2 separate regions of the Homo sapiens genome follow, and region 2 is linked to region 1. The links are chromatin contacts, found by Hi-C or POLR2A ChIA-PET in ENCODE. All regions are on one chromosome and are shown on one strand. Each heading gives the region's core, a stretch centred on a gene start or an enhancer-like site at or near the end of the contact. The rest is flanking DNA. Distances are from core to core; before and after follow the strand shown. Region 1 holds the start of MEOX1 (mesenchyme homeobox 1). Region 2 holds the start of ETV4 (ETS variant transcription factor 4).

Region 1 (4,281 bases), core at 1,490-3,989:
CTTCAGCCTCCCAAGTAGCTGGGACTACAGGCGCCCGCCACCACGCCCGCCTTTTTTTTTTTTTTTTTGTATTTCTAGTAGAGACGGGGTTTCACTGTGTTAGCCAGGATGGTCTCGATCTCCTGACCGCATGATCCACCCGCCTCGGCCTCCCAAAGTGGTGGGATTACAGGCGTGAGCCACCGCGCCCGGCCTAATTTTTGTATTTCTATTAGAGACGGGGTTTTACCATGTTGGCCGGGCTGGTCTTGAACTCCTGGCCTCAAATGATCTGCCTGCCTCAGCCTTCCAAAGTGCTGGGATTATAGGTCTGAGCCACCGTGCCTGGCCTACATAAAGGATTTCATTGAAGATTTGCAAATGTCTGTGGGCTGGGCTGCCTCAATTTGAATCCTGGGTCCGCCGCTTCCCTGCTGTGTGGCCTTGTGCAGGTTACACAGTCTATCTGTGCATCAGAGTCTTCTGCTGAAAAACGGAGCTGATAAAAAAAAAAGAGAGAGAGAGAAACGGAGCTGATGAGAATGACTGTTGCCTCAGAAGGCTTTTGTGGGAATCCGTGGGGGTAAAAATGTGTAAGGTGCAAAGTGCCTTACACAGATCCCACTCTGACTGTCATCTCAGATGAGGAAACAGAAGTTCAGAGAGATGGCCAGGCATGGTGGCTCATGCCTGTAATCCCAGCACTTTGGGAGGCCGAGGCGGGCGGATCACGAGGTCAGGAGATTGAGACCATCCTGGCTAACACGGTGAAACCCCGTCTCTACTAAAAAATACAAAAAATTAGCCGGGCGTGGTGGCGGGTGCTTGTAGTCCCAGCTACTCGGGAGGCTGAGGCAAGAGAATGGCGTGAGCCCGGGAGGCGGAGCTTGCAGTGAGCTGAGATCATGCCACTGCACTCCAGCCTGGGCGACAGAACGAGACTCCATCTCAAAAAGAAAAAAAAAAAAAAGAAGTTCAGAGAGATAAGGTGACTTGTTCCAGGGCACACAGCCAGGAAGTGGCAGACCTGGGGCTTGAACTCAGACCCGTCTAACCTCAAACCCCATGCCTCCTCCTCTGCATCTGGCCTGCTCCAAACTGAACAGCAGGACACCTGAGGCCAAGTGCTGATTCCACCATTTCTTAGCTGTGTGAGTCTGGGCAGCCCAGTCATCCATCTGAGCCTCGGTTTTGTCATCTGCAAAATGGAGACATAATTCTTACTTACCCATCCTAGGAAAGTTGTGAGGCTCAGAGAATTGTGTGTGCCACAGCTAAGCCCTGGGCAAAGCAGAAAGATGAGTCTGGTTGACAGCTATGACCCCATCCACTCTACTGGTCTACAACACTCTGACCGCTTGTTCCAGAAGAGGGCACATCTTTTCATATGTACACCCCTCCCCATCTTTTACAGCTGCTCCTGCTCCCAGGATGTGTATCTGACTGGAGTTTCTGGATTAAAGGCCAGTCGTGGCTTCATTCCACATCCCTGGGTGCCCTTCGGCTCCTCCTAGGAGCATCTCCTGCACCCACCCCCCAGGGCCCCACCTCCAGGCTGCAGAGCTAAGACCTAGGGGCCCCTCCTCAGGGAACCCTCGCCGTCTTTGGAAGCAGCCAGCAGAGACGCTGCTGTTAAGGTCCATGCCTGTTTCTGCCCCCATCCTGCTGCTCTGGGCCATGGGAATAACCAGTGGGGAAGGAGTTCTGGCCCCTGGGTGTTAGGAATGTCGTCCTCCAAGAAATTGCATTAACCCTCTGAGAGACCAGCAGGGCGCAGCCATGAGGAAGACTGGGCATCAAGATGGCACTTGGGCTGGCTGCCCTGTGATGTGCACCAGCCCGGAGACCCACGTGCCTGCTTGCCAAAGAGGCTCCTTTGGGGAATGAGGAGCCCCTGATTCCTATTTCCCTACCCCAAATTCCTCGGAAGCCTCCGCCTCTGGGGGATGAGAAAGGGAAGCAGGTGGGTGGAGGTGAAGGGGGCAGGGAGCAGGTGGGAGGAGACCCGAAGAAACTTCAAGGACCTTATTTAAGAGCCTTGCCATTGCTGTGAAGAAAAATGACTTGAAACCTCTCTAGAGAAGAGTGTGGCTAATTGGCATGTATGTTGGAGGTTAAAGAGCGGAAGGAAGAATCTGATTGTTTTTTTAAGTTACTGAGAAAGTGAGAATGTCACTCTGGGCAGAGAGAAATTCTTTTTTTCTAGAGTGTGCCTTTCTTTGTACTGCAGACCACAGTGGGCCGCTGAGACTTGCAAAAAAGATTTCTTTTAATCCACCTTCCTTTTTCGCAGGCAGCAGTAGAAGGGCCTTTAAATCAAATGCAATCACCAAGCTTGTCTCTTGCTCTTATTCCTCACTTCACTCCCTGGAATTTGGCATTTGATGGATTCTGGATCTGACTTAAGGCTTTTTCTAAATCCAAGACTTGGGGAATTTTGTTAACAGTGCAATAAAAATAACTTCATAGTGTTACAGGAGGCACATTAAAGACGGTGTGTGTGTATGTGTGTGTGTGCTGCTCTCTTTCCTTAAAAAAAAAATACAGACAATGTTTCTTTAAAAGTCTCCATCTGCAAATCCCATTAGATGTGCATATAAGGTTTCTGATGATTAATAGTTGCCTGCTAGGGTTTTGGTTGGAGGGGATCTTGTGTGTGTGGGTTAACCCCTCCCTCTCCTCTCTCACATTTCACTTCAGAAATTTGTCACTCTCTCCCCACCGCAGGATTTAAAAGTGTGTCCCAGCAGCCCTGGTCCAGCCCTCTGCAGGCATTTGCTCTGGGCTCCAGGACGAACTCCTCGTCAGCTGGTGCGTCTGGGTTGGGACAGTGAAAATGTTTAGTGTCATTGGCGACAAATACACATACAGGGGATCCCAGTAGGTAGGCTGGTGCATTGGAGGGGCAGGAGCAAGCCCGACATAGGTGTGTGCACACACATAGGAGTAGCTGGCCACATGTGTGTGTACTTTAAGGAGAGACTTTAGTTTTGGGTTTTTTTTTTTTTTTGGTTCCTGGGGTAAATTTTCTGTTGAACATTTTTCCCTCCTATTTAGTTTTTTTTCTTTTGCATTTTTAAAAATTTGAACATAAAAAGTATAAAGAATCAAATCTTTGAAAGGACCGAGGCGTGCAGCGGACAGCAGATGGATCCCGCGGCCAGCAGCTGCATGAGGAGCCTCCAGCCCCCAGCCCCTGTCTGGGGCTGCCTTCGAAACCCCCACTCGGAAGGCAATGGGGCCTCAGGGCTACCCCACTACCCGCCCACCCCGTTCTCCTTCCACCAGAAACCAGACTTCCTGGCGACAGCGACGGCAGCGTACCCTGACTTCTCAGCCTCCTGCCTGGCAGCCACCCCACACAGCCTGCCCCAGGAGGAGCACATCTTCACTGAGCAGCACCCCGCTTTCCCACAGTCCCCCAACTGGCACTTCCCTGTCTCAGACGCCCGGCGCAGGCCCAACTCAGGCCCGGCAGGGGGTTCCAAGGAAATGGGGACCAGCAGCCTGGGCCTGGTGGACACCACAGGAGGCCCAGGCGATGACTACGGGGTGCTTGGGAGCACTGCCAATGAGACAGAGAAGAAATCATCCAGGCGGAGAAAGGAGAGTTCAGGTAGGTGGCTCAGGAGCAGCTGATCATTCCTTTACTGTGTGACCCTGGGGAAGTTACTCACCCTCTCTGTGCCTAGGTGCTCTGAGCATGAATTTCTGTCTAGTCCATCCAAATGCAGGAGACTGGACCAGTTACCTTTGGGGTTTCTTCCACTGAGAGTTCTAGGATTCTCTGGTGATGGGGACCATGTCTGTGTCCCAGCACTCCTGGGCCCCAGAAAGGGTGTCCAGCAAGAGAATGAAACAGGATCAGCCAGGATTTGGAGGACACGTGAAATGGATCCTCTGGGTGCAGACTGGCGAGGGCTGGTGAGGGGCTTTCCTGAATCAGGCTGCCATTGAGTCATCCTCCTCCCCACCATGCTTTGGCCAGCCCCAAGTGGTCCTAGAGCCACAGGGCTCGCTTACCAGGGAAGTTCAGCTGAGGTTAAGGCTCTGAGAGCTAAGACTGAAGCTGGGACCCTGGGTGGCCACCCAAAGCCAAGACCCTATGTGTCCAGGAGCCTAGAGGCAGAGAAGCAGGCCTGCGGCTGGGATGGGAGAATCAAGGGGTGAGGGGGAGATGGAGGGCTGAGGTTTGGGGCAGACTGCCCACCAGATATCACCCTGCGGAGCTGGGCCATGTCCAGGCCAAGGGGACAGACAACTCAGCATGCTGAGATCTGGCTGACCCCCCAGGAAGGCAGC
Region 2 (3,914 bases), core at 4-2,503, 120 kb after region 1:
ACATTCTTTTGTGTTTATCACAAACAGGCAGGATAAAAAATCAGGCTGTCCTCAAAGGAGTGCATAGGCTGGAGACATAGAGAATTGTCTCAGCAAAAAGGCCTTTGAGGATTCATGTCCTTTGTGCCCCCATGGCCACAGCCCAAGCACCCCAGGTCCCCTCAGATGTCTGTCTTGGACATAGCTGCTTGCCTGGAACCCAGCACTGTATCTGACACGATAAATGTTTATTGAAAGAAGTGGTGAATGGATGAGATGACAGAGACTATGACCAGCTTCTTAGCTAAAACTGAAACCCATCCTGCCTCCAGATCATCAGAACCTTTGGGGCTTTTGCTCCTTTTGCTGGCTCTCAGATAAGAGGGAAGATGGCTGAGAGGGAGCTACACTTTCGGAAATCATCTACCCTGGGGCTTCTGGTTTCTGCTGCAATCAGTAGAAAGTGGGTCACAAAACAGCTCTGCAGAGAACAGACCCTTGAGGAAAAGCCTGGATTCTGTGCCAGTTTACATTTATTGATCACCTACTGTGTATCAGTTGTCACATAGCTTAACTCATTTAATCATGGCTTCAGAGGGGTGTACAGGAGAGTGTGAGGGATTTGAGGCTGTAAACCCCAGAGGTGCTGACTAGCTGAGTGACCTCAGGAGAGTTACCATCCCTCTCTGAGTTTCATTTTTAATATCTGTAAGATACAAACGATCCATTTCGCCGGGTTATGGGAACGAAATGAGCACGTGGAAGCGGAGCGCTTCATAAATGCTAGTTATTATTGTTCCTCTGGGCACACAAGCCCGGTCGCCTCCCTCCTGGGCGCACACAGACATGTTCATACTCCCACGTACACGCAGATGCAGAGACGTGTGCAGACGCCAGCCGGAGGAGCACGCGGCGCATCAGACCCAAGACCGTGGCGAGACGGTGAAGAAGCCGCGGGGTCCTCGGCTTCTCTCTTTTTCTCTCGGTTCTTTATGAATGAACTCCAGCCGCGAGTTTTATTTTTTTATGAATGGGAGCCGGAGCACTGAATGAAGCCGGGAGCCAACCCCTACATTCTGATTGGCCCCCGCGGCTGGGAAACTCCGCCCCCCGGCCAGGCCGGACGACTCTCCGGATTGGCGGGCGTGCCCAGCCCTGGGGTTCCATTCACAAAAGTCAATGAAACAAAGGGAAACGGGGGGCGGTGTGGCGGGGCGGGGGGTGGAGAGCTGAGGCCGAGCGAAGGAAATGCACCAATCAGCTGCTCCCCCGGGCTCACAACTGTCTGCTGCGCCCGAAAAACAAGTCGGTGCGCTGGGGACCCGGGGCCGGGGCCGCCTTACTCCGGCCTAGCCCCGCGGCCCTCGGTGCGGGCTCCAGGGCATGCTCGGGACCCCCCGCGGCTCCAGCCCAGACGCCCCGGCCTCAGGTGAGGCTGCGGGAGGGAAAGGGAGGGAGAGTGTCTGTGATTCCCCGCCTCGCCTCCAATGCACACCACACTCACTCTCACCACCCGCCTCCGCAGATTCCAGGGCGGGGGTGGGAGGTGCTGGGATTCAGGGTTGGAGGGGGCGCGGGAGTTGTGGGCATGCGATGGTGTGCGCTTCGCCTGCTCCTCCGCGCGCGCGCGCGTACACACACACACACACACACACACACACACACACACACACACACACGTTCTTATGTAACCGAGCCCGGGTAAAGCAGGGCTGCAGAAAGCAGAAACGGCGAGCCCGGCTCCTGGGAGCAGGTGGGACCTCCTTTGGCCTTTGGCGGGAGGGGAGTGGTGGTGGCGCTCGGCCTGGCAGGCGGAAACCTCGCCATCGCCCCAGTGAGTCGGAGAAGTTTCGCCGTCGGACCCAGAGCCTTGGGACTGCCCCCTCCCCGCCCCCATCGCAGCCCTCCCTGGACGGTGTGCGAACGCAGCCCCCTCCCCCACCAGGTCTCGGCCCCCGCTTGGGGCCCCGGCCGTGCGGCCGGAGGGAGCGGCCGGATGGAGCGGAGGATGAAAGCCGGATACTTGGACCAGCAAGTGCCCTACACCTTCAGCAGCGTGAGCGCCGCGCCGGCCTCCACGCCCGCCCCGCCCCGCACCCAGCCCCTACTCTCACCACAGCCCCCCTCCCCGCAGTCCCAGCGGAGTCCTGGGCTGCCCCGCCCCTGAGTCACCCGAGGACCCCAACCTCGTCCCCCAGACTAAGCGCCTCAGGGTGACTCGCGGGCATTCTCCCCGCTTCTCGCAGAAATCGCCCGGAAATGGGAGCTTGCGCGAAGCGCTGATCGGCCCGCTGGGGAAGCTCATGGACCCGGGCTCCCTGCCGCCCCTCGACTCTGAAGGTAAAGAGCAAGAGAGACAAACCGCGACCCTCCTCCGCCACACACACACACACACACACACACACACACACACACACACGGCCGATTCTGGAACCCCCGCCTGTTTCCCCAAAAAACTCGCCCTCCAAGGGATTTTGGTCATTCTTCTCGGTCCCTACTCCCAAGGCAGGGGAGTCACCGGGTCTTGCTAGGGCCCCTTCTCTCTTACCGTCCCCTCCACCTCACCTCCAATTCCACTATTTACCCCTCAGATCTCTTCCAGGATCTAAGTCACTTCCAGGAGACGTGGCTCGCTGAAGGTGAGTAGTTTTGTGACCTTTTCTATTTTGGGAGGCTGGACAGGGGGACACTCCGTAGCCCCTGGTATTCCACCCTAAGCCCTACACTTCTCCTCTCCCTTCCCTGCCTCAAGGAGTTCTCCAAGGCCCTCTCCCCAGGTCCCTTGCCACTCTACTCACCCCAGCACCCAGCGTGGACACTTATATTGATATTTATTTTCTCTACCCTGAGCCAGGCTTGTGTAACTAGGCTTGAGGATGAATCAGACCATTGTGTGGGGTATTTGCTTATTTGAATGGAACTTGGCCCCAGGCCCATTTTCCTGGTTGAAATTTTCATTTGTAAAGTTTGTTTTGCAGAAGCCGCCAGGCCAAGGTGCATGTTGGGGTGTTGTTGGTGGGGGGTGGGGGGAGAAATTAATTTGTCACTCATCCTCCAGAGTTGCCCAAGCATTGATTCTTATCCCCTGGGTTTCTCTTCTTCCCAACCCCCAGCACCAAACAATTTACTGTCCAAGCCAAAAGAACAACAAAAGTTTAAATAATTCTTTTCGGCAGTCCTTTGGCACAGAGAGCCCAGGGCTCCCTCCCCAAATAGCCTTGATTGTAATTCTAATAGCAAGTGTTCCTCCCTCTTCCATCCCGCTTGAATACCTCTGCCTCCAGGCAAATTCCCCCCTTCCTGTGTGCTGGGGAGTTAGCTGTGAGCTGGCTGGGGTGGGGTCCGTGGCTGGGTCCGTGGCTGGGTCTGATGGGGAAGTGGTGTGTTCAGGAGGTTTCCTGGTTGGATTCTTCAGTGCGTTTTGGTGGGGCCTGAGGGTGTCGCTGGTGGGGCTGCAGGTGGGAGGGAAAATGGTGGTTTAGACAGTCTCTGAGAGGGAAGGGTTAACTACCCCCATCTTAGGGTTTATTTTAACACTATGAAAATGAAGAAGCCAAAACACTAGGAACTCCTTTTTTGAGGTCTTTTTGAGGTATTTTCCTTAGGATCTCCTCATCCCTCCACCCTGGGTATCTAATTTTTTTAAAGCTCAAATCCAACTACCCTGGAACTCTCCATAGAAGCTCGGAGTAAAAAGAAAATGACCCCTGACTAGATCCTTGGAGTGAGACTAGGTCTGTCTTGCCCACTATGATATTCTAAAAATATATATGTTGACAGAATGACTATTTAGCATAGAGCAAGCACTCAAGACATTTTGTGGAAATAATGGCTGAATGGCTGTGTGAGTGCTGGAGGGATCTGGAGGTTCTGAGGGTATTGTGTGCATCATCCCCGACCCTGCAAGTCCTGCATGCCCAGCTCCAATTTACAGG

The links. A loop is a pair of places that touch in the nucleus more often than their neighbours do. ChIA-PET counts read pairs that join two places held with the same protein, here RNA polymerase II (POLR2A). Pooled maps may share reads with other maps.
Region 2: a loop to region 1 is called in a pooled map, with 4 times the contacts of the local background. The contact joins the promoter of ETV4 here to the promoter of MEOX1 in region 1. A Hi-C loop is called at or near these places in 4 of 37 single-sample maps with no recorded cell type and 7 of 50 pooled maps. POLR2A ChIA-PET finds 5 or more read pairs at or near these places in 12 of 52 experiments (A549, BJ, H1 and 8 more).

Annotation. Positions count from the first base shown.
Region 1 is chr17:43,660,380-43,664,660 of GRCh38, reverse strand. It overlaps MEOX1 (mesenchyme homeobox 1), which reads left to right and starts at 2,739. Exons shown (of 3, transcript NM_004527.4): 1 at 2,739-3,595. The coding sequence starts at 3,127. RefSeq lists an enhancer at 3,445-3,986.
Region 2 is chr17:43,543,679-43,547,592 of GRCh38, reverse strand. It overlaps ETV4 (ETS variant transcription factor 4), which reads left to right and starts at 1,253. Exons shown (of 13, transcript NM_001079675.5): 1 at 1,253-1,408; 2 at 1,925-2,035; 3 at 2,226-2,319; 4 at 2,571-2,618. The coding sequence starts at 1,976. It also overlaps a transcript of DHX8 not described here. RefSeq lists enhancers at 828-987, 1,109-1,886, 1,887-2,664 and silencers at 1,078-1,127, 1,148-1,287, 1,338-1,457, 1,908-1,957, 1,998-2,057.